Regions from separate parts of the Homo sapiens genome. Here region 2 is linked to region 1. A link is an interaction called in ENCODE POLR2A ChIA-PET data of the cell type or tissue named here. Cell type or tissue: MCF 10A. All regions are shown on one strand. Links, peaks and the distances in the headings refer to the core of each region. The heading gives the core; the rest is flanking DNA.

Region 1 (16,212 bases), core at 2,936-10,935:
GACACTACTACCCTATTCATCTGCATAAAGCATCTGAGATAAAGCTATTTTGATAAATAAAATCATGTTCACAATGCAGAAAACAGTGAGCATCTGAGACTCATGGAACTCTAGAAACTGAGAAACTGTATTATTCAAACTCCTAATGTGGTGTGCCTGGGGCACACAGACCTGGGTAACATCTTCCATGTAACCAAGGACACACGTCCAGTGAGTGCCTGAGACAGGAGGAGATCTCTTTGTCTAAGCTCTCATGGCAATGATCTTTCAACCACATCATACATGATAAAGAAACTGTAGAGGGAAGAGAAATTTGAAATTGAAGATATTTACCCATCTTCCAATGGTTTCTAGATTTTTCCTACTTTCTTTCTGACCTGAAATTTTTTCATTTAAAGCACATCAAGTTTAGGCCTCTGAATTTGGAAACACGCACGTATACCCCAAGCATGAACTTTGGATTTACAAGTGTTGAGAAGTATTAACTGTGTGTTTAATGGGATTTTGTTGTTGTTGTTGTTTTTTGCTAAGTGGAATGTGGGATTTGTTCTGGCTTGCCAAGTATTTCATATAAATAGTTTTCTTAATGAAAAGAGGCTTGAGAAAGATTCTTACTTTGAAAAGGAGATTATGATTAAAATTCTTCAAATTGTAGCCCACAGGGACAAATATTATTATGGACTAGGTGATTCGAAGAAATAATTTAAAAATCAACTCTACTAATTAAATTTCCAAATTCATGCACAAAGACTTGGCTTAATTAGTAATTCCATATACATATATGCAATAGAATGAACAGCTTCCTTAGCACCTGAACTATGAGTCATTTTTGCCCAAAGCAGGTGAGGATAGTGAGCTACTCTACAGGATAATGGAGACTTGGGGGTGGGGCGTGAAGAGTCTGGCATTATATTAAAAGGATATTTTATTTACTGAAGTAGTTACCTGTCAACTAATGCTATTTAAGCGCATTCTTTTAAATAGGAAAAAAAACCCCTGGGTTTTATGTTCTTCAATTTCTTGAATTAAGATGATTAAAAGTGGAGATTAAATATAATCTTTATTCCAAAGTCACTCCTGTGTACTATGCCAGATACTTAGGCAGCAGTTAAATTCCTTGAGTCCACTAAAATTGCATTTGCCCTGTTACCATTTCAGCAAAAGAAGCTATTTTCATTTGTGAATACATGATTTAGTTATAAATATTTCAGGCGTATGTTTTTCATCTTCTATTTGCTTACTGACTCTTTTCCCCCGAATTTTCTGTAGCCTTGGTGTATAGGATTGAACTATATTTCTTTTCTTTTTTTTTTTTTTTTGAGACAGAGTCTAGCTCTGTCACCCTGGCTGGAGTGCAGTGGCGCGATCTCCGCTCACTGCAAGCTCTGCCTCCCAGGTTCTCGCCATTCTCCTGCCTCAGCCTCCCGAGTAGCTGGGACTACAGGCGCCTGCCACCACGCCCAGCTAATTTTTTGTATTTTTAGTAGAGATGGGATTTCACCGTGTTAGCCAGGATGGTCTCGATCTCCTGACTTCGTGATCCGCCTGCCTCGGCCTCCCAAAGTGCTAGGATTACAGGCGTGAGCCACTGCTCCTGGCCTGAACTCTATTTCTTATAACCTGGTTTGTGTAAGTGCACAGGATGAAGAGTTTGGGGGGGCTGAAGGCAGAACTTGCTAGGAAGGCTGACTCTTTTTTTCTCTATGGAAATTTCTTCAAATGCCCTGCATCAAGTGACACTCCATGGAACCAAGGGAGTATCACACTGCAGTCATTTGCAGCTTATTTTCCAATTACCACCCTACCTTGGAGCTCTGAATATGTTCACTGGGCCATCAACATCCATTCCTGCCTCCTCTTGTGTGCCTTATGGTATGGTAGAGGCTGGAAAACTAAAAGCCTATTTCCCAGACTCCTTTGTGGACAGGGTCATGGATGCAAATTAGATGCATTCATGCTCTACCTGCAATTCATCTCTGAACTGAAATCCCATATCCTGCTGAGGTTTCTGCAGGCAAGCAAGGTCCCAGGGACACGAGTGTGGACAAGAGCTGTGGAGGCAGCCTTGTGGATCCACTTTCTGGTCACAAGTGCGGTCAGGAGGTATTGAGCTGGTTGTAGAAGAGGAGATAGCGGTGGTAGTGCCTTCCAGGTTCTTAGATTGAAGCTATAGCAGTGGTTTCTACACAAGAGAGAGCCATTATTAGACCTGACTCCTACCATTCTAGCCCTTGCAAAAATGTTATATTCCTTGTATTAAATCTTCTCCTTAAAATACGTAAAGCAATTTATTGCCCTGAATCTATCTGATATGCCTAGCATATGGCAAGCCCTGGAAGGTTTTCCTGCTGATGCAGAGATCCCCAGGTGGCATGCAGGATTTCTTATTCCCAGTTGATCCTTGATTTTTCCCAACCTTCCCACTTGGCCCTTAAGTTCACTTATTTGTTTGTTTGATATGGGTTTTGTTTGTGGTCATGGCAGTGGTTTATTCTACTGGATTTGGAGGGAGGTAGAGTCTTAGATTCATTTTTATTCCGCCATCTTTCCCTTACATTGAAAAGAATGATTTAAAAACTCATCAAAAAGAAATATACTTCAGGTTAATTTTCTTTGACAAATTTCTTTGACAAATTCAGGTCTTCCCCGAAGGCCTTATAAATTCAAAGTGAAAAGAAAACGTACAATTAATTATATTTGTAATCAATTTGTTTTGGGTCTGTTTTATGGTACAATATTATATTTTGTATATGCACTTTTTGCACCAGAAAGTTTTTAAAAATACATATATCTTGGCCACTTTAAGCATTTGCTCTTTGGATCACTGACTATTTACAGTGTTTATTATGCACCAAACAAAGATGAGTGAGACAAATTATCAGCTTTATTTCTCCAATGAATATTATTGCTTCAGAAACTATCACTATATGTTTCTAAAATATCAATACACTAAATATAGTAACCTACCTTTCTTAGACCTTATTGAAATGGAAGAATGATGAAAATTGATATATATTGATTCTGTTACTGATACTGTCTGATAGTGGTCACAGAAAATTTCATAAGCAATTATCATTCAACTTTTACATCTGGGGAAACAAAGATCAGAAACATAAAATGACTTCAAAATCATTTTCCAGGCCACTGAATAATGGAGCTGAATTCAAAATCCATGGTGTTTTCACTTTCCTGTGCATTTCTTCAGGAGATACAGTTTACAAAAAGGTAAATTTTAGAAAAAAATAATATACATGTTATCTTATATCTGAATGGTCTTACTACATCTCAAAGTAATTTGTAAGTTCATTATTTCATTTAGTAAACATTGCCAGGAGATAGACTGGCAGGAGTGGAAGTATTGTGTCCATTTTATACATGTAGGCAATAGAAGTATCTAATCTAAGTTTTTACCTTTTACTAATTATATCAAGTTATTGTTTGTTTTAATGTTTCAAAAGTCACGTGATTGCTAGGTAAAACACCGACAAATTCTTTAAAGAAGGACAATAATTTTTACTTTTCTCAACTTTCTTGGATAAATACATTTAGAAAAGTTAACAAAAATTAATTAGAGAAACTGCTCTCTGACAACTTTTATGTATAATATTTATGTCAATTTTACTTAAATGGCAATGTTCAATTTTTCAAAATTTGATTTAAAAAATGTGCACAAACATCAAGAAAGAATGTATGAGTAATGTTTTAATCAGTTTTTTAAAATTTGCCTGAGGAATGAGTATCAGGAAAAAGGATATAAATGCATCCATAAAATTTAAAAATAAATGTTACTGCATTATGGCACTAATCTGTGAGTTAGGACTATTACAGAAACATAATGCTGCTTAGTTCAAAAACAAACACGCTTACTCTGGTCCCCTTCCCTTGGCTGTGACTTTACCAACCTCAGTACTTTTCCAAACATCCTCATTAACTATGGACTTGAAGAAACAGCAAGCAGCATGCCAGCTCCAGAGGGCATTGCTCCCTGTGTAACTGAGCTGCATCCAGAGAAAGAAAAGAAGTGAATGCATACATGGAAGGTGCATCACACAGACATGGCATTCAAAATACATGTGATGCCCTTGAAAGAAGAAAATCAGAGTGATCAAACAGGGAGGTTCAAAGAGACCTTGGGAATCACTGACACTGTTCCTTCTGCCAGGCAAAATTATACTAAACCCACCTGGGATTGTTTCAAAGTAAGCTATTTGCCTTTGGTTGTTTTTCTGTTTTACACTAGTCAGAATTTGTTCATTTTTAATCTCAAAGTTATTTCATACTTCAGCTAGTTTTCAGAATTGTTGAAATTGCTTATTTGTTGAGTTGCATAATACACCTTGCCCACATTCAATCCTCTGCCCCATTTAAACTTGCATATTTTGATAACCCCTTACGTGACCATGATGAATTGTGATTACCTCCTGAAATGTCACAGGCAGGTGAAAGTATGACTCAATTTCAACTTGTTATCCTTGATGCATTTCACATTAATTTACATATATCTTTCTCTAAGATTACAGACAAGAGGGAAAATGGAAGAATAATTTCATGGATCTCTTAAGAACTGTTCAGAACATTAGTTCTTTCAAAACTGTGGTTGCCGAAAATTCAGCTGAGATAACAGAGAGCTCCCTTCACGGATGATACAGGAGCAATTCAGATCCTACTGCTTTCACACAAAAAAGTATCAAAATCTAATTCCTAAAAATGCAAAATGTTGCCAAGTCTGCCAGCTATAACTTAGCAAAGCTTTCAGGGATTTCCAGTGTGCACTTTCATCTTCTCACCAGCCATGTGTATATACACAGTGACTTCCAATGTTCCATGTTTTCTTCTTCCAAAGACACATTTAAACAACATGTTGTTGCTAATTTTGGGATTTTGCAGTGGGTGCATGTAACTATGAACAATCACGATGCTTTGCAAATCATTAGCTATCAACATACAGTGGATTTTGCAGTACAGAGACAGCTTGAAGTAATAAACACTTGACAATCCTAAATTTCTAGAACTTGATGTAATTTACTAAACGAAGAATATAAAACCATTTCTATAAACAGAGCAAAATGAAGCCCCAATAGTGAGGGCATAGAGCAGGAAGAGCATGTTGAAATATGACTTTTGCATTTGTATGTATGACTGAAAATAAGAGGTGGCAAGCTGCCTATTCTCAACTTTACCAACTACACACATTTTTCTGTGAGGCAGTCTTGCTATTCAGGATTGCCTTAAGGAATCTGAGGAGATCAACTGCAATTGTAAACAAAGAGGGCACTAAACCAAGCAGTGTCAATGTATTACCATTAAGAAAGGATCCAATAAGATTGCTGATATTAAAAATTGACTCTTAACATCTTCATATTTTAAACGTGGTGTTGAAATAAATATTAAATAGGACAAAACCAGTAGCCAAGGAGATGATGACAAAAGACTTTCTCAATCCACGTGAACTGCTTGTTTTGATTACATCCTTTACCCAGTATTATGTTTAAGGGATTTGGCTATAACAAAATAAGTGTCTATTTCAAAATCTGATGATGAATTTCTCCCATGGATGCATTGGTTTGTAAAGATCAAAATTGAATGATTAAGCTATGGTAAAATTTCTCTAATATTCTACTCAATGCGCTACAACATCAGTCCCCAACCTTTTTGGCATCAGGTACTGATTTTGTGGAAGACAGTTTCTCCATCCAGGAGTGGAGGGCGGGGTCAGGATGATTCAAGCACATTACATTTATTATGCACTTTATTTCTATTATTATTACACTGTAATATGTAATTAAGTAATTATAAAACTCATCATAAAGTAGAATCAATGGGAGCCCTGAGCTTGTTTTCCAGTAATTAGATGGTCCCATCTGGGGGTGATGGGAGATAGTAACAGATCATCTGGCATTAGATTCTCATAAGGAGCATGCAACCTAGATCCCTCGCATGCACAGTTCACAATAAGATTGGTGCTCCTATGAGAATCTAATGCTGCTGCTGATTTGACAGGAGGCAGAGCTCAGGAAGTAATGCAAGTGACAGGGAGCAGCTATAAATAACAGATGAAGCATTGCTCCATGGCTTGCTGCTCACCTCCTACTGTGTGGCCCGGTTCCTAACAAACCACAGACAGGTACTGGTCCCTGGCCTTTACAACCAGTAATATTCATAAGAGCAAACATTTGGATGTTTACTGTATTCCAGGAACTTTTTATAGTGTTTTACATGGACTCACTTAATTCTCATCACAAGCCTACATAGAAGGTATGATTATTATTCCCATTTTGCAGATGAGGGAATGGATGCACAAAGAGATTAAGGAGGCTACCCATGGCCACATAGGAAGAAAATAGCAGAGCCACCATATGTACCAGGTAGCCGGGTCCCAGAGCTTGATATATTCTAGTGTCTCCCTGGAGATCTCTACAAATTAATCAACCAATAGGTGACAAGTTTCTAATACTGACTGTAATAGTCACTTAGCCAAGACACCCAGTTGTCATAATTATCTGTCCTCTTTCAATATTTCTTTTCCATTTCTCATGCTTGTTTCTGTTCTGCAATGCTAATCAATTTTTCATGTGGCTGTCTCTGTGCCAAGAACATCCTTTCTCAATAATCTCCTAGGAAGTTTTCATGGTACATGATTTACTACATAATTAAAAGAAAATGGTTTGCTTTGACACCTACTTGTAAATTGCCTCAATTTGGAAATGAAAACACAGCTTTTTAGGCTCAACTATAAGGACTTTATTTTCTAAACTGAATATGTTCACAGTTTATTTTTACAGTAAGGAATATATAGATCATAAAATATAATAAGTGTAACTCTTTCTTTAAATATAAATATATTCATATTTTTATTTTCCTATTTTTAAAATATTTTTCTTTATTTTATATTTAGATTTAAAAGCATGATCATGAGTTAATTTATTAACACTGCTATTTATGATGTTGCTTGTTTTTCTGTGTGACAATGATGTACATTTGCTGAAACAAAAATTAAGACTCCCATCTTGACTAACAGCAAAAAAGAAGAAAAGAAGCTAAAGAAGAATTTAACCAGTGTAACCCGTTCATCAATTCTTAGTGTTCATCAATTCTAACACATTCATCAATTCTAACACATTTTGAGAAGTGGCAAGCTTCTCTCTGACATTGTGTCCTTTTCTGAGAAATGTCCACTGAACTATAGCTGGCATTCTATGTGAGAAGCATGTGCCAGAGATTGCAAAAGAAAGATCATGTGATGTCAACCCAAGCCACAAACTGGTACATGAACCTGTTGGCAAATCATAGTTTATCACTCCCTGTCCATGAGTCATTTGAAATGGGAGTGCCAATTTTAGCAGATGTGTTTTCTGTCTCCATAACAAGTTGTGAATATGAATACTTATTTTCATAAATAAATCTGATTGTCAATATAATCTGAGTTTTCTTAGTGTTACAAACATCTTACTGCCTGCATAAATTGAAGCATCTTATAGGATGACTTTTGTAGCATGCAAGATCAGAGTGAAGTAGGGCAACTTGAGTAACAATTTATGGTAAATTGGTAAATTATACAAAATGATTATTTGTTGTCTTTTATTATTTGTTATCAATTTTAAAATTTCAAATATTTAATAAGGAAGGATAAAAAGACTAGAAACAGAAGAATATGCCTATTTTATGGGCAATGAAAAGACAGTGTAGACTCTAGGAGTTTACAATGGAGGTTGAGGTATAAGACAGCTTTGTATAGGTCAATATTAATAATTTATCTTTTGGGACCAAAATTAAACCATGTGGTCTGCAATCCACCTGATAAAGCTTCATGGAAAAGTTAAATCTTGATCCAGGCCTTAAAAATATAGAATTGGAGTAAAACCAAGGTAGTAAGTAAGATGATATTGAAGAAATAGATTTCGGTATGAGAAGATAACAAAATAAGAAAGCATAACATTTTTGTGAGTGATGTACTCTTGGCATTTGAGAAGTCTTTAAGAAAATTAACAGCATCAGTTAACAGGCTGGTTTGGAAGAGGAGGATGAGAAAGTTGGGAGTAATCAGGAAGTTTTGTCCAGAATCCGAATGTGAGGAGAGCAGCTTATGTTGAGATTAAAGCATTGAATCGGAGCATGCTTCATAAGAATTATCAGCAGAACACATACATTGATTGCGTATGACAGTTCCAACAAGAATTAGTCATCAGAAAATTCTCGAGAAAGTTTACTGGACTTCATGGGGAAGGAAGATGTTAATGAATATAGGGAGATGACAAGTTTGTTTTCTGTACATGTCGTTTTTGATGAGAGAGTTGCTTATTAAAGTAAGTACATCATGTTCCTGGTCTTTATAACTTTGTAGGAAAAGAAAGATAAGTTCCTAGAAGCCAAGATGTAGGTTTTCGATTTCTTCTGTAACTCCGGCAATTACTGCAGATGTTTAGCAAATATTTAATGGTGTTATATGAGCTGGAAATATGGGAGAGAAATTAAAATTTCAAGAATAAAAATGTAGACAAAGTGTTTATCATGATTATAAAAGGGATAGTTACATACATAAAACCTGATCTTCAAAATTAGTGTTTGTCTAGGTAGGAGAGAAAAGGATTGAGGCCATAATTCTGGAGTAACAGGATACAGAGAATGTAGCTGAAGCTATAGAAGAAGGAGAAGAAAGAGGAAATCAAGAAGTAGAGGATTGTTGATGTCAAGAGACTATTCAAAAAGAAGTATATAAAGGTCAAATGCAACAAAAATATATTTGAGGCCAGGAGCGGTGGCTTACACCTGTAATCCCAACACCTTGGGAGGCTGAGGCGGGCTGATCATGGGGTCAGGAGTTTGAGACCAGCCTGACAAACATGTTGAAACCCCATCTCTACTAGAAATGCAAAAAAATTAGCCGGGCATGGTGGCATACACCTGTAATCCCAGCTACTGGGGAGGCTGAGGCAGGGGAATTACCTGATCCTGAGAGATGGAGGTTGCAGTGAGCTGAGATTGTACCACTGCACTACAGCCTGGGCAACAGAGCAAGACTCTGTCTCAAAAAACAAACAAACAAACAAAAAAAACAACAAAAAAAGATATTTGACACTAACGAATGACAGAAAGCTATTAGTTTCAGCTAAAAGTGATTTTGCAATCTGCAATCTAATTCTCACTAGCCCTTTAGACTTTGCATAACTTTGTATTTTAGACCCTGTTTTATAAAGTTTTGAGAAGTTTGGCCATAGGCAAATCAAGAGTGTTCTATGGATATAATAGCCTGGTATTAGACAGCATTGGTTCAATTGCATTGGTTCTTAGCTGGCCTGGCACTTAGAATTCCCCTCACCAAGACAAGTCATTGCAGCCAATTCCAGAGTTTGTGTAAAACATGTGTCAGCTGTTCATGCTTCTGCTAGTTTGATACCATAACCAGAATGGAGATCAAAATTAATGCTCAAACTAAAATTTCACCAAGAGGCTTGTAGCATGAAAACCCTTTCCTGGCCGGGCGCAGTGGCTCACGCCTGTAATCCCAGCACTTTGGGAGGCTGAGGTGGGTGGATCATAAGGTCAGGAGTTCGAGACCAGCCTGGCCAATATGGTAAAACCTTGTCTCTACTAAAAACACAAAAAGTAGCCAGGCATGGTAGTGCATGCCTGTAGTCCCAGCTACTCGGGAAGCTGAGGCAGAAGAATTGCTTGAACCTGGGAAGCGGAGGTTGCAGTGATCCAAGATCATGCCACTGCACTCCAGCCTGGGTGACAGAGCAAGACTCTGTCTCAAAAAAAGAAAAAGAAAAAGAAAACCCTTTCCTCTCACTCTTGGAAAATTAAAAACAGACTTCTTGTGCTTAGGACTAAGCCCCTTCTCTCTTCTGCTTTAGTTCCCTGTTCCTTAAAAATAACTTGATATTAAATAAAAGTCTTCAAGCATTAAAAAAATAAATTATAAAGAATTGTACAATATTAAGGCACAACTAATGACAATAAAGTAGCAGTGGTAGTAGTAGCCACAGTTATAGTAGCAGCATTAGTTAGGTAGTATAGCATTAGGGTAGGGTGGTATATGGGAGGTACAGGTGATGTCATTATTACCAACTCTCCCTTGTGATTTGAAACTTTCTTTGTGTCCACTACAGCCATAGAACTCCCTAACATGGTGGTGACTACTTTTCTGTTTTACTAAGTTTTATAGATTGTATTTACCTTTATAAAAATAGTGGCTGAATTTTGTTCTGCCTACTACTGAGTAATGTTCACACACACACATACACACACACACACACACATATATATATATATTCTTCCTAAGGGTAGTGGAGGCTGGGATGTCGTAGTGAACGCAAGCATCAGAAAGTCTGTTCCTTTAAAAATATCCTTCTTGGCCGGGTGAGGTGGCTCACACCTGTAATCCCAGCACTTTGGGAGGTCAAGGCAGGTGGATCACGAGGTCAGGAGATTGAGACCATCCTGGCTAACACAGTGAAACCCAGTCTCTACTAAAAGTACAAAAACTTAGCCAGGCATGATGACAGGCACCTGTAGTCCCACCTACTCGGGAGGCTAAGCAGGAGAATGGCGTGAACCCAGGAGGTGGAGCTTGCAGTGAGCCAACACTGCGCCACTGCACTCCAGTCTGTGCAACAGTGCAAGACTCCATCTCAAAAATAAAATAAAATAAAATAAAACAAAATTAAATTAAAAATAATAATATATTTCTTGAAAGGCCATTATTTATTTGGATTAACAAACTCTTTTTTTGAAGATTGCAGAATCCCATAGGATTAACTTGCCTTTAATCACTGATATAGCCTGGCTGTCATCTTGAATTGTAATCTGAATTTTAATCCCCATGTATTGGGGGAAGGACCTTGGGGGAGGAGATTGGATCATGGGGGCAATTCCCCCATGCTCTTCTTGTGATAGTGAGTGAATATTCACAAGATCTGATGGTTTTATAAGGGACTTTCCCCCTTCTCTCTGCACTTCTCTCTCCTGCTGGCTTGTGAAGAAGGACATGTTTGCTTCCACTTCTGCCATGATTGTAAGTTTCCTGGGGCCTCCCCAGCCCTGTGGAACTGTGAGCCAATTAAACCTCTTTTCTTTATAAATTACCCAGTCTCAGGTATGTCTTTATAGCAGTGTGAAAATGAACTAATACAATCACACCTCAATATTATATGAGATTGATAAATTCATTGAATTCAAATTTGGATTAGTTGGGAAAAGTAGAAGAAAGAAGAGAGGGGTAGGAGAAGGACAAAATGCAAAGACTAGGAGATAAGCACTAACAAAAGCCTGACAGAACCCTGATCTCTCCCTTTTAATCTTAGGAACCTCTGGAAGCATTTCACAATGGGCTTAAATCCATGCTCCTTTTTGATGTCCCTAACAATCTCAAATACATAGGATTTTGTGAAATTTTCCTCTTAGGTGCAAAGGGAGGGAAGGGGATTAGATTCCTCTGCAATCTAATTCTCACTAGCCCTTTAGACTTTGCATAACTTTGCATTTTAGACTCTGTTTTATAAAAAGAATAGCTTGAAGAGAATTTATAAATGCCTAAACTTGAGGAGACAGTTTTTCTAATTAAAAGAAACTAAAAAAATAGTAAAGAGAAATATAATCTGGCAGGATCAGGTGATAATGGCAGGCAAGAGGAAACATCTGGAAAATGTACGGGGGGTAATCACAGGCCCACTTTTTCTGGGGACTGAGCTTGACTCCTGCTACTGAGATTTACAGCCTTGAAGAAATATGAGTTCAACATCTGCTTATGTATTCCCAAATGGTGCATGCAGCTAAGAACAGTGCTTATGACACTGATTACCTTAGAAACTGCATTGTCCATTCCTGCAAATACTTTTTTTAATTTATTTTTTGTTGTTGTTCAGACAGAGTTTCCCTCTTATTTGCTCAGGCTGGAGTGCAATGGTGCTGCTGAGACCAGCTAGGCCGGGGAGACCCTAACCTAGTGGCGCTAAGGAATTAAAAACACACACACAGAAATATAGAGGTATGGAGTGGGAAATCAGGGGTCTCACAGCCTTCAGAGCTGAGAGCCTTGAACAGAGATTTACCCACATATTTATTGACAGCAAGCTAGTGATAAGCATTGTTTCTATAGATTACACATTAACTAAAAGTATTCCTTATGGGAAACAAAGTGATTGGCCGAAATAAAGGGATGAGCTCTGGCTAGTTATCTGCAGCAGGAGCATGTCCTTAAGGCACAGATCACTCATGCTATTGTTTGTGGTTTAAGAACACCTTTAAGTGGTTTTCCGCCCTGGGTGGGCCAGGTGTTCCTTGCCCTCATTCCAGTAAACCCACAACCTTCCAGCATGGGCGTCATGGCCATCATGAACATGTCACAGTGCTGCAGAGATTTTGTTTATGCCCAGTTTTGGGGCCAGTTTACGGCCAGATTTTGGGGGCCTATTCCCAACATGGTGCAATCTCAGCTCACCACAACCTCCACCTCCCAGGTTCAAGCGATTCTCCTGCCTCAGCTTCCTGAATAGCTGGGATTACAGGCATGCGCCACCATACCCACCTAATTTTGTTTTTGTATTTTTAGTAGAGATGGGATTTCTCCATGTTTGTCAGGCTGGTCTCGAACTCCCGACCTCAGGTGATCTGCCTGCCTCGGCCTCCCAAAGTGCTGGGATTACAGGCATGAACCACCGCGCCTAGCCCATTCCTGCAAATACTTATATATTCTCCATGCCCAAATGGAACTGCTATTGTAGTAAGTCCTACATGGCAACCTCCAAGTCCATTTGAAAATTTCCATTATTTTTAGGCCCCAAGGGCCAATCTGATTACACATAGAAGCCCCATCTATTGAAAGATGAAATAAAATGAATAGCATTGTCGAAAAATTTCCTTGTGTTAATGCTTTAGTGGTTATTTAAAAAAGATTTCAGATAGAGGGATAACAACTGAATTTATTCTTTAGGCATTTAGTACAATACGTTGATAAATATTGTATGGCAATGTAAATTCATATGTTATATGAAATGATACATTTTAGGATTTTTATGATTTCCATGTTATACCCACATTTTTAAAAGTATGCTAAGAAAAATATTCACTAGCCAACTGGGACATTTCCCTGTTCACTTATTTTCTGTAATTTAGCACACATAATTCTTTTTAAAAGGTTATCATTAGCCCTTCTTTTCTTTTTTTTTCTTTTTCTTTTTTTTTTAAGACAGAGTCTCGCTCTGTTGCCCAGGATGGAGTGTAGTGACATGATCTCTGCTCACTGCAACCTCTGCCTCCTCCCAGGTTCACGCGATGCTCCTGCCTCAGCCTCCCAAGTAGCTGGGTTTACAGGCACGCGCCACTGTGCCCAGATAATTTTCATGTATTTAGTAGAGACAGGGTTTCACCATGTTGGCCAGGGTGTCTCAAACTCCAGACTTCAAGTGATCCAGCCGCCTCGGACTCTGAAAGTCCTGGCATTAGAGGTGTGAGCCACCGCACTTGGCCAGTTCTCATTTTCTTAATGTAAAATAATCTATGATTTAAGACTATTGGCACTGTTCAACTTACTCATCTATCTGCTTTTTTATAAAGCATTCAGTGGCTAAATGTGATTGGTTTAAGTGTAAACAAACAAACAAAAAAATCACTTAGGACAGAGAGATAAAGCCATTAAAGTGTAACTGCCTATTTTTCCTTCTGGCTGTTAAAGTGTGATCAGTAATTGACTCACAGGTAAATCGTTTTGAGAGGTTTCAGTTTGCTTATCTGGCCTTGCCTGATATCAGAGGTGCTCACTGGTTGTTTTTAGATCTGGCAAGAGTTAGCTAGTCAAACCTCTGTACTGAATACTGATGCTGGAAATCTTAATTCTGTATTCCTATGACTTGGAAAGGAACCAACTGCTCTAGGATTTGTTATTGTAGAAAAAAATTCCGTTTAAAATGACTGAATACTCACTTTTATTATTGACTAAGTCTTGGAAGGTAGTGATTCATTAGGATTTTTTTTTTCCTTCAAACATTTAGTTTTAGTTTGAATTTGGCCCCAATTCTGAATGACAAATGTGTAGCTTTGAGCTGAGTTACTTAACTTCAAGTAACAATCATCTTTAAGCTATTTTATTTTTGTTTTACGTAACCTATTGAAATCCTACATCTTCACTTAATGGGATAGTATAATTTAATTAATTTAACTAATTTAATCCATGTTAACAAATTAATTCCATCATCTCAGTGACTTAATAAACAAGATATCTTATCCATTCACCCCCAACTGTGTTGCAGGTCCAAGGATTCTCCAGGGAAGCTCTCTTCTGAGTAGTAACTCAAGAATTGAGTCTGTTTCCATCTTCAGTCTTCACATTATCAACATAATCACTCTGGCAGAAGATGAAAGAGGGAAAGAAAACTCATGCCTCAACTTTGAAAGAGCATTCCTCCTTCTGTCTAATTGGCCAGAATTAATCACATGGTCCCAAAATAACTGGAAGGGAGGATGGGAAAGAAAGCCTTTCTATCTGACTAGGACAACGAAATGAGATTCAGACAATCAACAAAAATCCTCAACAACATTGTAGTTTGTCAAACCTAGTAACATGAAAAAGGATAATACATTATTCCAAGCAGGGCTTATCCAGGGAATAAAAGACTAGTTCAACATTTAAAAATTAATGTAATTCGTCTTATCAACCTAATGAAGAAGGAAAAACATGTGAGCATCCACATAGATATAGAAAAAATACTTGACAGAGTTCAGCATGTATCCATGATAAAAACTCTTTAACAATCTGGAAATAGAAGAATACTTCCTTAAGAAAAAATGAGTCTACAAAAAAAGTTATAGCTAACATCATACTGCATGGTGGAAGACTGAATTCTTTCTCCCTAAGATTAAGAAGATAAAGCTGTCCACTCTTACTACTCCCATTAACATCATGTTGAAGGTCTTAGCCAGTGCAATAAAAAAACTTATAAAATAAGCTGGGCATGGTGGCTCACATTTGTAATCCCAGCACTTTGGGAGGCTGAGGCAGGCGGATCACGAGGTCAGGAGATCGAGACCATCCTGGCTAACATGGTGAAACCCTGTCTCTACTAAAAACACAAAAAATTAGCTGGGCATGGTGGTGGGCGCCTGTAGTCCCAGCTACTCAGGAGTCTGAGGCAGGAGAATGGTGTGAACCCTGGAGGCGGAGCTTGCAGTGAGCAGAGATTGCACCACTGCACTCCAGCCCGGGTCACAGAGCAAGACTCTGTCTCAAAACAAACAAACAAACAAAAATAATAAAATGAATATAGAATAAATAAGTAAAATTAAAACAATTTTCATATGACATAATTATGTAGAACATTCTAAAAAATCTATAAACAAGCTATGAGAACTATTGTGCAAACTTACCAGGTCACATGAAATAGGGTCAATATGCAAATCTAAATCACATTTATATCTGCTAGCAATGAACAATTGAAAATGAAAATTTTAAAATTACACACAAAAAAATTAGGTATAAATCTAACAAAATATGTTCAAAGTATATGCACTGAAAACTATAAAACACTAATGAAAGAAATCAATAAAGATGAAAAAAATTAAAAAGAGAGATATATCATGCTTATTAGTTGGAAGAATTCAAACTCAAATTTGCTGAGATATTAATTGTCTCTAAATTGATTTATAGATTCAACACAATTCCAATTAAAATCCCAGCAGGATTTGTTGTAGAAATCAACAGGCTGTGTGTAAAATTTATGTAGAAAGGCAAATAGTCAAAAAAAATTGTAACAAAGTTGGAGGATTTGTTATACCTAATCTCAAGACTTATTACAGAACTACACCAATCTAAAAGGCATGGTATTAGCCTAAGAGTGGACATATAAATAAATGGAATATAATAGAGCCAGGATCAGCAAACCATAGCTCCTGGGGCCAAATTCAGCCTAGCAACACAGGTGCACTTATTCAATTGTATATTTTCTATAGCTGCTTTTGTGGTAAAGAGAATTAAGTAGTTACAAACAAACATTATGTGGTCCACAAAGCCTAAAATATTTATTTTCTGGACCTTTTACAAAAGGAAAAAAAAAAATAGCTTGCTGCCCCTGGAATAGAATGTACAGAAAAACACTCACACATCTATGGTCAATTGATTTTTGACAAAGGTAAAAGACTATTAAATGGAGAAAGTATAATCTTTTTAACAAACAGTGCTAGAACAATTGAAAATTCATATGCAAAACAAGCAAATAATTT
Region 2 (16,212 bases), core at 3,377-11,376, 200 kb after region 1:
TGTGGCAAGATATAACCCAAAATTCATTTTTTAAATTGGCATATAGCTTTTTTAGTTCATATAAACAGACCACTTAAGTTTGGTTTTAATATTGAAACATATTATCATAGAGGCTGTCCTGAAGCGTTCTTTTTCTCTCAGATCAGTTCAGAACCTCATGAGGCTATTTTCCAAATAAATACTCCACTAGTGTTTACAGTTCAAGTGACCCTGCACAGGAAAAGAGAAAATTTTCTCTATGGCTATTGGAGAAATTGATCTTTAAAGTCCTTATAATCTGGGAGCTATGCTCATGGAGTTAATGGAGAAGATATTCTTTTCTGAAAATTTTTCCTTAAGCGTTCATAAAATTCAGGCTCACATGACATTTTTTGTTTGCTATTGTGGGGTTTTTTAAAAAAATCAAAACAACAAAATGCAAGTAAAAATAAAGAAAACTATGAAAACTTTGATCCAGTGTTTGTTTCACACCAAAATACGTTGCATGATATATTCTACTACATTTTAATCAAATCACTGTGGGAGAATATCAGGGGTACATAAGAAAGTTCATACAATGGAAAAATAATTTTTAAAACAATACAAATATGAAAGTCATTAAAATAGTCAATATCTGATTTTCATCTTCTGGGAATTACTCAAAATTCATTAAAATATTATTTTATCCTAATTTTTTTCCAGAAACCTAGTGATGGATATTTCAGAACTTTGTACTATTATTCTGTATTCTATCCAGCAAATGTCAAAGATTTTGTGGGAGAACTAACTGTCCACAAGGTTCACTCTGTTCTCCAAAGTGTCCTATCCTGACTCTGAAACACATTGTTCTATCAAGATTCTCCTTTGCTATTTTCACCCATGATTAGAAAACCCCAAAGAGTTAAAAATCGTGGCATTTTTATATATAACTTTTCAAATATTGAAAGCGCTTTTGAATGAGTACAGGGCAGCTTCCAGCTTGTGAACTACAGAGTAACAGTCATAAATTGTCCACTTGTAGCCAAAGTTCCTTTCGATTGATTAAAATTCTATCTGCTCAACCATGATTTAAATTCGATTTACTAAGTGAGCAAAAACCTGTGAAAGTGATGACTATGTGAAACAAGTTCAGTATCATCAAAAAATTAATAGAGAAGTTTAATGTTTTAGTTAATGATATTGAATAATTGTTACTGTGCTGCAGGATAATTGGAGATAAATGGGAGAGGTCAACTACGTAAAGAACTCTCCATCAGGCTTGAGCGCAAATCTCAGCTCTGTTCCTGACAAACTGCATAATTTGAACATGTTTCTTAACCTCTCTATGACTCAATTTCACAGGAAACAGGAGGTAAATGCAGCACCATGTTATGGGGTTGCTAAGAGAATCTTATGAAATGATTCAATAGAGAGTTTAGCCCAGATGTCTCCAGCATCCGACAGATATTGGTACCATTATTATTATAACTATAATTAATATTAATTTACATTAATAAATCAAGTCTTATGAAGTCATATGGAGGAAAGGAATTGAGCAAAAGCTTACCTTTCTCAGGTCCCCTGAACTTTTCCTCCTTTCTATGGTTTGGATGTTTTTGTCCCCTCCAAAACTTGTTAATCTCCAAACTTAATTCTTAAGGCGACAGCACTGGGAGCTGAGACCTAATGGAAGGTGTTTATGTCATGAGGGCTCTTCTCTTGTGAATGGATTAATGCTGCTATGAAAAGGACTTGCAAGAGTGGGGATTTTCTCCTGCTCTCCTGCCATGTGAGGATAAAATATTCCTCCTCTCCAGAGAATGCATGATTCAAGTCTCTATCTGGAAAGCAGACAGACCAGGCCCTAAGGCCCTAACCTGCCTGTGCCTTAATTTTGGACTTCCCAGTTCCCAGAATTTTGAAAGAATAAATTTCTGCTCTCTATAAATTACCCAGTCTATGGTGTTTTGTCATAGCAGCATAAAATGAACTAAGACACCCCCCTCTTTAGAGATCTTTAATGGGACAGGTGTGAGGCTCAAATATGAAATGTACTCAAACAGAGGAAATCATCCATACATTAAAAGTAAGAGAGAATATCTACAAGAATCAGATTAATCCTGTTATTACATCTCAGGAATTGGCACCAGCTACTGCCATCTCCCTGGGTGATTTTCAAAGGCCAAGAGTTTCTGCCCAATAGCCCCATCGTTAGTCAAGGACCTTCATCGTTCCCATCCCCTATCCATGTACTGATCCTTCTTTCCCAACAAGTCCATCCCCCAAATCAAAATGTACTTTTCCTTTTTTACAAATTAACCATACCTAGACTGTTTAGATAAATTGTCTGTGAATTGTCTGTAAAGGTGGAATGAAGCTCAATCCTTCTGGGGTTAAGCTACTCCAGTCTTCTCTATTCACCATCTTTTGAGAACATCAGATTGTGTGCATGCCAATCTGTCAACCTAACCCCACTTTATTTATCTGCCCTGGAAATTCCTCTTTATCCTTAAATACACAGTTAAAGTTTCATCTTTCCTCTAAAGTATCCCAGGATGCCCCAAGCAAAGTTAATCACTTCTCCTCTTTCTACAGCCCTTTGTTTTCTTATTTAAAATCATAATATTTATTGCTTTATTCATTAACATATGTGTCTCCTCTCTTAGACAATAAGCCAGGGGCTGTCTTATTCTTTTTTGTAGCTTTTTATATACCTAGCCCAAGCCGATAGTACAACAGGTCCCCAACAAATGCTATGTGGACAACTTCCATTGATGATTCTATTCTAAAATGAATGCATTTGGCTTTGGACCTGGAAAATATTCACCAAGTATATTATTTTCTCCCCAATTCAGAATGGATATAAATGAACCTAAAACCTCCTCATGTCTGAAACTGTGAGGTGTGTTTTTAAGTTTCATCTCTTTGTGGATCTACTGTAGGAAAACAGCAATATAAAGAGAATGAGACAGAAGCTTTGACATCAGAAAGACTAGGTTCAAGCATTGACCTCAGTCTGACATCTAACAGCCAAGAAGCTTTGCACATGCCACTTTCCTTGCTAAGCTTTAGTTTTATCTTCTATAAAAATGAAAAAAATCTTCATGCCTTCTCTATGGAGATGTTGTGAGCATTAACTGAAATGATGTATCAAAAGAGCTGAGCAAAGGCTGGCACATGACAATGCTGAGTAAATGCAGTGATTGCCTCTATCTTAGTCCATCTGTGCTATAACAAAATACTCAAGAATAAGCCATTTATAAATAACAGAAATTTATTTCTCACAGTTCTGGAGGCTGGGAAGTCCAATATCAAGACACTGCCAGGTTTGGTGTCTGGTGAAGGCTCATCTCTGTTTCTAAGATGGTGCCTTGTTGCATCTTCCAGAGGGGAGGAACACTGTCTTCTCACATGCAGAAGGCAGGAGGGCAAGAAGGCTGAATGCTGTATGAAGCTTCTTTTGTAAGGGTTTTAACCCTATTCATGAGAGAGGGTCCTCATGGCCTACACACCTCTTGAAGACCTCCCCTCTTAATGTTATCCCATTGGCCATTAAGTTTTAACATCTGAATTTTGGAGGGGATGCATTCAAACCATAGCAGCTGCTAAGGCCCGTTGTTTTCCAGAAGCTTGGCTACGGAGCTGGGGGAATACCTGGTGTGGGAGAAAGATGGAGCCAAAAATGTATACCACTAACAGGGTGTAAAAAAGTTTTGCACATGGACATTAATTAATGAAAAGATATGCCCTCAATCCTCAATTTCTCATTATCCAAAATGAATAATTTCCTAAATATATCTAATAGTTACCAGTCATGGGTATGAATATTGCAAATAGATGTTCCATTGATAAACTACATTTTGTAGTGATTGATAATTTATTTATATCATTTTTATGATACTTAGTCTGGAACTAAAAATAAATTTTAGTATTATATTTATTTTTAAGTAAACACCCTGCAAGCATAAAAAATACTTTAAAGACATGAGTAGCACTATGGTTAAGGAAATAGAATTCTATATTTACCTCATCATTATGAAACTTCTGAGTCTTACTTTCTACATTAGTGAAATTGGACAATGACTGTCCTATCAGGGGATGTTACGGAGATGAAAAAGGTTTTAAATGCAAAAATATTTGAAAACGTTTCAAAGTATACAAAATAAAAGTAATGGTGGTAATGATATGATAAAGAGTCAATCATCTTATTTTGGGAATCAAATTCAAAGCTAAATACTTCTGTTAAATTAAATTTGGCCTAAATCTGCCTTCCCACTTTGAGTCCTCCCATGGCAAACTACAACCTAACTCAGTGTGTAAACAAACTTCAGCCTAACTGAAGAGTTGATTCCTGTAACAAACAGGTGAGTCTTGGCCAATCACAGATCACAGATTGTCAGCTGATCAGACCATGTCAATATAGGGTAAATGCTTTACCACACCATCCCTAAGTAAGGCAAATTCCAAGCTGTAACCAACCATGCTGTTTCTGTAGAACATTTCTTTTCTATTAATACTGCCCCTGCCCCCATGTTGCTGGGTGGAGCTCCCAGTACCTTTCCTAGTTCTGATTACTGTCCAATTCATGAATCATTCTTTGCTCAAATAAACACGCTAAATTTAATTTATAAAAAAATTTTCTTTTAACACTTCATTTTTTTAAATTTTGAGGTTCAGGGTTATATGTCCAAGTTTATTATATAGGTAAACTGTGTGTCACAGGCATTTGGTGAGCAGATAATTTTGTCACCCAGGTAATAAGTATAGTACCTGATAGGTATTTTTTTCTGATCCTCTTCTTCCTCCCATTCTTCACACTCAAGTAGGCCCCAGTATATATTGTTTCCTTCTTTGGGTCCATGCATTTTCATTGTTCAGCTCCCATTTATAAGTAAGAACATGCGGTGTCTGGTTTTATGTTCCTGCATTCTTTTGGTTAGGATAACAGCCTCCAGCTCCACCCATGTTGCTGCAAAGGACATGATCTCATTCTTTTTCATGGCTGCATAGTATTTATTCCATGGTGTATCTCTTCCACATTTTCTTTATCCAGTCTACCCTTAATGGGCATTTAGGCTAATTCCATGTCCTTGCTATTGTGAATAGTGCTGCAATGAAAATACACATGCATGTGTCTTTATGGTATAATTATTGATATTCCTTTGGGTATATACCCAATGATGGGATTGCTGAGTCAAATAGTAATTCCATTTTAAGTTCTTTGAGGAATCACCACACTGCTTTCCACAATGGCTGAACTAATTCATATTCCCACCAGCAGTGTGTATAAGTATTTCCTTTTCTCCACAACCTCACCAGCATCTGTGGTCTTTTGACTTTTTAATAATAGCCATTCTGACTGGTGTGAGATGGTATCTCACACTCCCTATTCAACAAATGGTACTAAGATAACTGACTAGGCATATGTGGAAGATTGAAACTGGATGTTTTCTTTATACCATACACAAAAGTCAACTCAAGATGGATTAAAGACTTAAATGTGAAACCTAAAATTATAAAAACTGTGGAAGATAGCTTAGAAGATACCATTCTGGACATAGAACCCTGGCAAAGATTTTATGACAAAGATACCAAAAGCAAGTGCAACAAAAACAAAATTGACATATGGGACCTAATTAAACTAAAGAGCTTCTGCACAGCGAAAGATACTATCAACAGAGTAAACAGACAAGCTACAAATGGGAGAAAATATTTGGAAACTACAGATCCAACAAAGGTCTAATATTTGGAATCTATAAGGAACTTAAACAAATTTCTAATAAAAAACGAAGCAACCCCACTAAAAAAAAGGTCAAAGAACATGAACAGATACTTTTCAAAATCAGACATACATGCGGCCAATAAACACATGAAAAAATGTTCAACATCACTGATCACTAGAGAAATGCAAAACACTTCATTTTACTTAAAAGCTATGCATTGGGGCATCTAGGCTATATGTTATGTGTTTTGTCTTATTTTTATTTTGTTTAACATCCAGAAAAGATAATTTTTTTTTTGAGATGGAGTTTTGCTTTTGTTGCCCAAGCTGGAGTGCAATGGCGTGATCTTGGCTCACTACAACCTCTGCCTCCCGGGTCCAAGCGATTCTCCTGTGACAGCCTCTCAAGTAGTTGAGATTAAAGGTGCCCACCACCACGCTTGGCTAATTTTTGTATTTGTAATAGAGATGGGGTTTCTCAATGTTGGTCATGCTGGTCTCGAACTCCTGACCTCAGGTGATCCACCCGCCTCGGCCTCCCAAAGTGCTGGGATTACAGGTGTGAGCCACCATGCCTGGCCCCAGAAGAGATATCTTTACTTTGTCTTCTGTAAATGTTAACAACTTATGGCTATCCAGCTTCAGAAAGGGCATAGCACAATAATATAATTATTTTATATGAGTCTCACAACAACCTATATTTTTAAGCAAAGAAATTACTATAGGATTAAATGACTATTATGAAAAGAAAAAAATTGGAAAAAATATTTGTCATACAAAAGCAAATTTTATCAGAGTCATCTTAGTTGTTATACAATCAATAAATGTTCTTAATCACAAGCATTTTGTCATGCCATATGGGGCAGCCTGGTGATTTATTACGTCTTCTTGAGAATCACTGATTGATTCTACTGTCTTTGAGGACAATGGTTCTTCACAAGAGTGTTTAGTGGTGTGTACTGTTTCATATCCTCCATGTCACACACCACCCATGTCCCTTTACCATGCCCCGGAGAATAACTTTTCATTTGGTATACAGTGTAGCCAGAGTGTGAGGCTAGCTGGAGTCCTATGTCACTGAGGGCTGGGTCATGGGTCTGACTCCCATAGGGCTCAGTGGGCTTGCGTTCTGCCCCACACCCAGACTGTACCCCAGTTTGACTATGTGTCAAAGAGAGGGTGGTTGGAAGAGGAGGCTTGGGTTGGTGCACACAGGTTGTCCCCATAGGAAAAGCTGCTCAAAGCATGTGCCTTACTAAAGGATATCTAGGAGACTTATTTCAAATTACAGGCCAATACAACATCATAATGTTCATTTACTGCACTGATTATCATGAAATCATCTATGTAAGAATTTATCACCACCCATGGCAGAAAAAGCCACACTGAAAGAGTGCCAATGTTCAATTTTACAATCATAATGATTAAAATTCTAAACATTGTTCTTAGAGATACCTCTTAAAGTCAAGCTAGAGTTCTTTCCTTCCTCCTGGAATCATTAGAAAATGATTCTTGTCTCAGACTCTGAAAGAAATCTTGCTGCGTTCATGATGAGATGGCTTTAAATACCTGTCCTTTTGATTAGGAATTAACATTGCACCTACTTAAGTGACCTCAGGTTAGAATACCAAGTTTTATGCACTGATTAAAATTTTTCATTGAAGCATGTTGCTGTTGGCCAGTTTCCCATGAAATCATTTATTTATGTAGTCAGCCAGCCAACCAACACATTTATTGAGCACCTATTATGAGCCAGTCACTCTTCTAGGTGCTGGACACTTAAAGCAGGTCTTAAACTTCAGTGGGGGTCTTGTTGTAACAGAGATTCTGATTCAGGAAATCCAGAGTGGGGCCCAAGATCCTGAATTTCCAAGAAACTCTTGCTGCTCCAAGGACCACCAAAATTATTGTATGAATTTCAAGAAAGATGGCTCTTGAGACCCAGCTTAAATTCTGCATTCCTAAGAGAATGGAGTTAACTCTAAATAGGGTCAGATTTTCAACTAAAGTTTGGATTTCCTATGCATATTTAACTAATTAGACATGATTATTGAAAAAAAGAACTGAATTAAATTAGCAAAAAAGTCTTAAAGGAGTTTTATGTTTTAGGCTGCACAGAATCTAATGGCTGACAAAATAATATCCAGTGACGATCTTCTTATATTTGACTACATGAAGAGATAAGATGTACTCTAATTATCCTCTTATATCCCACTGCATTTAGTTAAGCTTTACTTGCAAAGTGACTAAAAGGTTTGGGTAGTGCTTAAAATGCTGAAATAATGCTTCCTTCCTAAAAATTGCATACAGCTGTTAAAAGGTTTTTTCTATTGGCATATTTGGAAAAGCTATTGTATTTTCTGAACTGCTCTTTGAAAGCACAAATCCACTTACCAGAAGTTTCACAAGTAGGGTTTTTCATCTCAAAAGTGAAGTATGACAAGCAAAATCCCAGAGAAGATAGCATGGGATAATTCAAGAGGTTCCTAATTTATTACCTAAGTTTCCATGTCTGGGGGAAATTTTGTTGGAAATTGTACAGCCGTAAAATGAATGCTGAGTAGAGCAAAGTGGTTTCCAGGTTTTTTGTGGCTCTGTAAAACTAGGAAACCACAATTTATCAAGATAGAGCTCTGTGTCACAATCACCAACTGCATTTCAGTTTGATGAGTGATGCCTTTTTCCCCCCACCGAACACTCCCAAGCACTCTGTGTTCTACATCACTAAAATCCATGTTTTGCACAACTCTTGTATGGAAATGTAAAAACTTGAGGGGCCAATAGCTAACCTGTCCCTGATATTAAAAATCAAATGATTTTCATTTATGTCTATATGATAGAAGTTTTTACATGATTATCTACACTGAAAACACTCAGTTACACACACTGTCTAAAATACACACACTATCTAAAATTTCATAGCAACCCCAAATTTGGAATTGTGTTTTCAACTATTAAGCCTGTAGATGACTACTCTATCAAAGAGTATGCTTTCTCTTCCTTAAATACTGCTTTTGGACATCTAGTGGCACCTTTAAAGCATACACCCTACAAATATTTTCTTGCTTATCAAGGGGCGCTATTAGACAGCTATCTCTATCTCCGAAGAGATAGAATAAAGGCTGCTCCTCCTCAAATACCAGCTTTCATGAAGCTCCATAAAATGTAAAGCACAGCCAAGCTTGCTGTTCCCTTGGCAAATGCTTAGCAAAATTGCCTAATGTCTGAGAGCAATTTTAAAATATGCTAAAAACGATATGGCCACATTTGCCTGTATTCATTCTTGTGAGGGAAAAGTAGCTGAACATCCTTAGCCAGCCTCTTCAATCTGACTGTAAGAATTCCCTTGTGTTGTGGGTTCATTCAAAGCCAGCAGTATCGCTTTACACAGTTTTTCATTGCACTCAAGGGAAGTTTGTGGAAATGTTACAGAAATAAGCTACAAATGGGAATCTGGCCTTCTGCCAAACTGCCTCTCTCTCTCCTAACAACACATTTTTTTTCCTTTGGCACTTAATGTGTTCTATGTCATATTTAACATTTATCTAAGACTGGTTTCAGAAATACAGAATACAGGTCGAGTATCCCTTATATGCTTGGGACCAGAAGCATTGCAAATTTCGATGGTTTTGGATTCTGGAATATTTGCATATGTGGTCATGTGTCATGTAATGGCGGGCATACATTTTAAGAAATCGTCATTAGGAGATCTCATCACTGTGAAAACATCATACAGTTACTTACACAAACCTAGACGGGTTAGCAAACTAATACTGTGTGTATGTGTGTGTGTGTGTGTGCGCACGTGCATGTGTGTATGTGTATGTATATATGTTATGTGTTAATTAATAATGAATACATTCTTAGAAATGCGTCATTAGGTGGTTTTGTCTTTCTGCAAACATCATAGAGTGAACTTACACAAATCTAGATGGTAGAGGCCACTACACACTAAGCTGTATGGTACAACCCATTCATCTTAGGCTACAAACCTGTGCAGCATGCGAGTATACTGAATACTATAGGCAACTGGAGCACAATGGTAAGTACTTGTGTATTTAAATGTATCTAGAAATAGAAACAGTACAGTGAAAATATGGTATTATAATCTTATGGGGCCACTATCGAATAAGCAGTCCATCATTGACTGAAACTTCATTATATGGTGCATGACTATGAATAATGAGATATCTTGGGGATGGGACCCAAATCTAAACACAAAATTCAGTTATGTTTCATATGCAGTTTACACAGATAGCATGAAGGAAATTTTATACAATATTTTAAATAAATTTGTGCATAAAACAGTTTTGACCGTGACCTATCACATGATGTCAGCTGCGGAGGGTTCCACCTGTGGAGTCATGTTGGTGCTCAAGAAGTGTCAGATTTTGGAGCATTTTGGGTTTCAGATTTTTCTTTATTAGGGATGCTCAATCTGTATGACAATTATACCTCAAATAATTTTAGTAACTGATAATTGTGTCCCGTAACTGTGTGCCAGGCACCTTTCTAAGTCATATATGGACAAACTCACTAAATCCTTGCAATAACCCATGAGGTGAACGCTGCTATTATTCCTATTTTACAGATGAGAATACTGAAGCACCAAAAGGTTAAAAGATTTTCCTGGGGTCACTTGGCATATCAGTGGCAGAAGTGGAACTGAAACAGGCTTCCTAGCACCAGAGTCTAGGCTCCTAATCATTCTACCTATCCTAGAATCATTGCCTAGGTCTTGCACTATACATTTTTAAGAAATTGTGGTGCATTTATCTTTCAAAAATGGGTAAGCATTTTCTTATATTTTTGATTTACACAATATAACAAACCAGCACATATTATAAAATTGTGTTTAAAAATACAAAGTGTGACATTTATTTGGTTAGGCTAGGATGCCTTTCATTTTATAATCACAATAATTTTTTAAAGGGTTAGGCTTCGTGGACTGAAATTCTTAAAGAAAAAAAGAGATAAGATGAAGAGAAAAAAGCAATGGATAGTAAACAGATTTTTCAAAATTCTGATCCACATGAGTGAATGACATTGTAAATGGATATGTGATTCTTACTAGGGTACACTCACTCATAAAATTGAGATTGAAAAAAGAAATTCTCACAAGATTACTGGGCCTTCCAGGTTTGATAGGAACCATAAAAACAGGAATATATTCCCAATATGCTTTTTCCTTATGAGTTACTTTTGTTGAAAAGAAGATTCACAGCCAAAAATTCCTGAGTAGTACTCCCAGTCCTGACACTAACTTGTTCAGTGACCTTGGCAAGCTGCCAGTCCGCTGTGATTTCATTTCCTCCTCTGCAAAATTAGCAGAACACTTACCTACATCCCAGATGTTGGAAGACTTAATTAATGTCAACGTTTGTGTAAAAATGAAATGCTGTTTACCCAATAAATGCCTCGTAATCCAGATTTTTTACTCACACTTTTGGCAGGCACCATAGAGTAGAGAAGAAAAAACATTAACTTAGTAAAATAGTTGTTATATCAGGGACTCTTGAAACTTTCCCTGCAGTTTATTAAAATTGGGCAATAATAATAGTACTCATCAAAAATCATTTGTTAACCCCCCATATGGGAATGGTTTCCTGCATATAGTTTACCAAATTTTACATAAGTTACAGTTGTTAAAAATTGATAGCTTCATGTTAACACTAGTCTCCTTACAGAGATGTGCTAATAAGGATAAGGTCATGGGTTTTAGCACCAGTGAAACTACTGTCCCATTCTGCTCCAAGGTCAGAGACAAAACAACTACTCCATCAACCTGACATCTCAGAAATGCATAGCATGAATCACAGAAAAACTAAAATCGGTGAATCAACATGACTCCATCCACGTTTTTAAGAAAACAACCTAGTGTTCCTGTCTTATTTTTTGCCTATCTTATGTCTACCAACACATGTAATTAATCGTTCTTCAATCATAAATTTAAATCATCATTTATTGAGTGTACACTATGTGTGAGGCACTGCACTAAGTAAGCACTGGAAATATAGTGGTTGACAAGACCAAAACTGTCCTCAGTATCACAAAACGTACTCTTAAAAAAAGTATAAAGGCATTAAGCAAGTATGTATAGTAAAATGTTGAATGATCATGACGGAGAAAGTTCAGGGAGACCTAACATTTTTATAGAAACCAGCAAATGTCTCTCTAAGGAGGCGTCATTTCAGCTGTGATTGGATGGTGGAGAAGAGTGTGGTCCAGGCACAGAGAATAGATGCACAATAAACTATGTAAATGAGAGAAGGCATAAGGTTCAACTTGGTTATATCTCATGGGGAAGTAGTGTCAGGAAGGAGAAGCACTTTATCCTAAAGATATTGGGGAGTTATAGAAAATTTTTTTATGCAATGATGTGAAATGACTCTTTTTTTAATCTCTGTAAAGGGTTTTGGAGACCAGATGGGAGGAGAACACTATGGGCAGAAGCATAAGTTAGGAGGTCATCAAAATCATTTCATAAGAGTTAGGGGTAGCCTGATGAGGGTGGTAGCAGAGGGAATGTAGAGAAACAGATTGATTGGACAAGGGTTTGTAAAATAGAACCAGCTGAACATAGATCCTTATTGGGTATTTGGAAAGGGAGTGAAGAAAACGGGCTGATAAAGGAAAGTAAGAATGAAGGAATACTCCAGGGTCTAGACCCTATTCAGGGTCTATTAACAGAGCTAGGGAAAGCTGAGAGTAAAACAGCTTCAGAAGGAAGATGAGTTTCATTTCAGACTTCTTCAGTTTTCAATGCCTGAAAGACATCCTAGGGAAGATAGTCCAGAGGATATTTAATATATGGGTCCCAAGAGTATTCAGGCTGGTGATAAAGACTTGGGAGTCTTCAATATACAGATTGAAAATAAAGCCAAAACAGTAGGTGACATTGCACAGGGAAAGTGTGTAGAGTGAGAACATAAGGTCCTGGAGGGAGACTGAAAAACATCAATGGTTGATGAAAGAGGAAGCAGGAACAACAGAAGAGACTGAACAGGAGAAGGAAAGGAAAGAAGAGGAAAACCAGGGCAGTCATCATCTGAAGCATGAGAGTGTGAGAACCAGATCCTCTCCTCCACTACTTATAGGAAAGAATGCCAGAATAATTTCCATGGCAAGCAATTTGTCAATGTTGGTTAATATTAAGAATTCTCATATCCTTCAACCCATGATTTAACTATTCAGAAATTATTCTCTCTATATATAAGCCTACAAACATGAAATGACATATGGACACCAACTTTTTTTGCATTAATGTTTTCAATAATGAGACTGAAAGAAACCTATAATAAATGGCATATAATATGCAACTGACTAGATAAATTATAGCACAGTTATACAAAGGAATACATCATAGCTTTTAAAAACTACTTTTTAAATATATTGCCTCCAATATATTGTTAAGTGAAAAAGGCAAGCTACATTTCAAGTATAGTAGGTTACCATACCTACATATTATATGTATTTATATATGGTATGTGTATATATATAATATAGTATGTATATATTATATGGTATATAAAATAAATATGTATTATATATAATATAAAATGGAGATGAGTATAGAAAGCCCTTTGTAGAACGTGACTATGAAAGGAAGGTGACCAATGTGGGGAACAGTTGTTGATAATACAGAATCAAGGGCAGCTGGGCTGAGATGACGGACAAGCATATTCAATTTTAATAGGAAGGAGGCAATTGTGGAGGAAAAGTTGTGGACAGAGCAGAGCATGGGGTTGATGGTGGAACTAGGCCATAAGGAAGTAGAAGGGGCTGAGATCTTGGGCATTAAGGAATGATTACCTAAGAGAAGAGGAAAGAATCCTTTTCCAAATGTAACACATGCAAGGAAGAAAAGAATAAGTGTGCATTCAAGCAAAGTATAGATTTTGTATTGAGAAGTTTCAAAAATTGCTTTCAATGTGTTCTATGTTCTTTCTTTACAAGACCTAGACTGCTTGGGAGGTGGTAAGTTAGAAGGCCAAGGAATTTTGAAGAAGATTTAAAATTGTAAATAGAACAAATAGGAAACTTAACTGATTTGGGGAATCTGGAAGGATTGCTGTATGGTGTCAATGTTGAAGATTTCCAATAATACTTATCCTCCTTTTATTTATGACACCAAAATCCTACTCATGACAGTTCAAGAAGGTTGACCAGCCATGCCTGTTTACTTCCCTTCCAATTTCTTACTGAAACAGTAATATTTACAAAAGGAAAATTTTTCCTACAGTGCTGAAGATATCGATCATAAGTAAACTTGAGATTTTGATAAATTTCTGATTGAGGAACTATAGAATAAGGCACTTTAAGCAGCCACAGGACAGAATAAATATGTAAGAGGCTGCAGCAAAGGGTGTACGGAATATTGGAAAGGAACTTTTGCTGAACAGGAGAGTCCAAAGAGTAATTAGGACAGTAAACAAGGAAACCGACTGGGAAGCGCTTCAACAATGACAGGACACAGAGAAATAAGGAAGATGATGTAAGCTGGTAGAGAGAAAGAATATGTTAGGAACAATGAAATAAATTAGATAGTTATGAAATTTCTCATCAGCAACACCACAAGTTAAAAGAAGATGGAAAAATGCCTTCAAAGTCCTGATAGCAAAAATTTTTACCTAAAATTTTGTATTCCATGACATTGTCAAGTATTAAAATAAAAGTACTTTCAAAAGTGCAAAAGTAAGATTCCTAAAAATAAATTTTCTGAATAAAAACATAAACTTACAACATTCACCAGGAGAATAAATACAGTATCCAAGAAAAAGTAGATTTAATTCATGGTTGCAAAGAATAGTAATTTCAGGTTGGCAGTGGTCAATTAACCTAAATCCAAGTAGAATATCTTCAAGAAGAATTACTTTAAAAATGCTATATTTAGAAATTTGAATGATTTTAGTGGTATAGCGAAGTCATAAACATCTTTTATCAATAAGAAAAAAACAAAAGGCATTGAAAACACCAGGCAAACCAGAAATCTGTCTAAGAAATCATGGCACAAATAAAAAACTGCTTAAAGTGGCATCAAAAAGCACCACTGAAAATCGATAGATCAAGAAAAATAAGTTTAAAAGTAACATTTATAATACCAAAAGTTATTACTAATAGACATACTAAAAATATAGTATTAACAAAAATTAAGAGAAATAACGGGCAAGCGGAGATGGAAAATAATTTATGTACATAGTAAATTAAATTTCTTAATCTTTCATAGCAAAAATTCCTTTCTTTTGTGATATATGCAACATACGAGCATAAAAGTTCATACCTTTTAGCTTTCTTTTTCTTGTACTAGTATAAAGAAAATAGCAAACATGGCCAAGGGTGGTTGCTCACATCTGTAATCCCAGCACTTTGGGAGGCTGAAGGGGGCAGATCACCTGAGGTCAGGAGTTCGAGACCAGCCTGACCAACATGGCGAAACCTCGTCTCTACTAAAAATACAAAATTAGCCGGGCGTGGTGGCGCATGCCTGTAATCCCAGCTACTCGGGAGGCTGAGGCAGGAGGATTGCTTGAACCAAGGAGATGAAGATTGCAGTGAGCCGAGATCGCACCATTGCACTCCAGCCTGGGCAACAAGAGCAAAAGTCCATCTCAAAAAAAAAAAAAAAAAAAAAAAAAAGAGAGAGAGAAAGAGAAAGAAAAAGAAAATAGCAAACAGTTTGGAATAAACAGACTAGAGTTAAATCCTGTATCTGTTACTTATAAACTGTGTGTCCATGGGCAATTTACTTAAGCTGTCTGAATGTTACTTGGGGAAATAAATTACAGAGTGAATCAAAAAGCCCAGCATAGTGGTTTACACGTAGTAGATTCTTTATGAATAATTATTAGTATAGCTATTATTACACGTAGAATCTTGAAACAAGAACTTAGCATCTGGTAAGGTTGATTACTACCTATCAACCTGGGATGTAGCTTCATTTAGAAAGTTTCAGAATGGGAAGATCTGTTGTTTTGCATTCATATTTAATGTAATTAATTACTTGAGTAAAAGAACAAAAAATGATTTAGTGTCTCAGTGGATGAAGAGAGGAACAGTGGTTTCCAATCCATGCTACCATAATCCCTGGAGAGCCCCAAAAGTAATAATTGGTATCTCAGACCCAGATGAAATATTTCAAAAATGTAAATGATATTTTACCAGAAGCTAAATAATATACCAAATTTCTTTGCTTTTGCTTGATGCAAAACCACGATTACTTTTGCACGAACCTAATAATGCTAACTCATTTGTGAGTTAGTATCTGTGAGTTAGTATGGGTTAGTTTTTGCTCAATTGGCAGTTAGTTTTATATGCCTTGAAAAATTAAAATTGGAAATTATATTTACTGCTTAAAAGATGAAGTTCCTTTGGCAGAAACAGTTCTTTCATAAGATGAAGCCTGCATAAGAAAAATAATTGAAGTAGCCCTTTAGTATTATTTATTCCCTATACCTCTGGTTAACATAATGAGGGGTTTCCTTGAGCACCCCGGCCCCTTGCTCAACCCTTAGATCTTCCAGGGAAGCATTGGG

What was found. ChIA-PET counts read pairs that join two places held together with the same protein. Peaks named below come from ENCODE experiments on the same cell type or tissue, not always from the same donor. Only the 100,000 strongest peaks of a DNase experiment are listed, where the experiment ranks them.
Region 2: POLR2A ChIA-PET joins it to region 1 with 10 read pairs; 2 of 35 experiments call an interaction of 5 or more read pairs at or near these places.

Annotation. Positions count from the first base shown.
Region 1 is chr10:36,453,442-36,469,653 of GRCh38, reverse strand. No RefSeq gene overlaps it. Among named protein-coding and RNA genes, the nearest start is that of LINC02630, 560 kb to the right of the region's middle. In MCF 10A, for the core only: no CTCF peak of the experiment used is centred there; a DNase peak (open chromatin) is centred at 7,263.
Region 2 is chr10:36,249,174-36,265,385 of GRCh38, reverse strand. No RefSeq gene overlaps it. Among named protein-coding and RNA genes, the nearest start is that of LINC02630, 360 kb to the right of the region's middle. In MCF 10A, for the core only: no CTCF peak of the experiment used is centred there; DNase peaks (open chromatin) are centred at 8,325 and 10,975.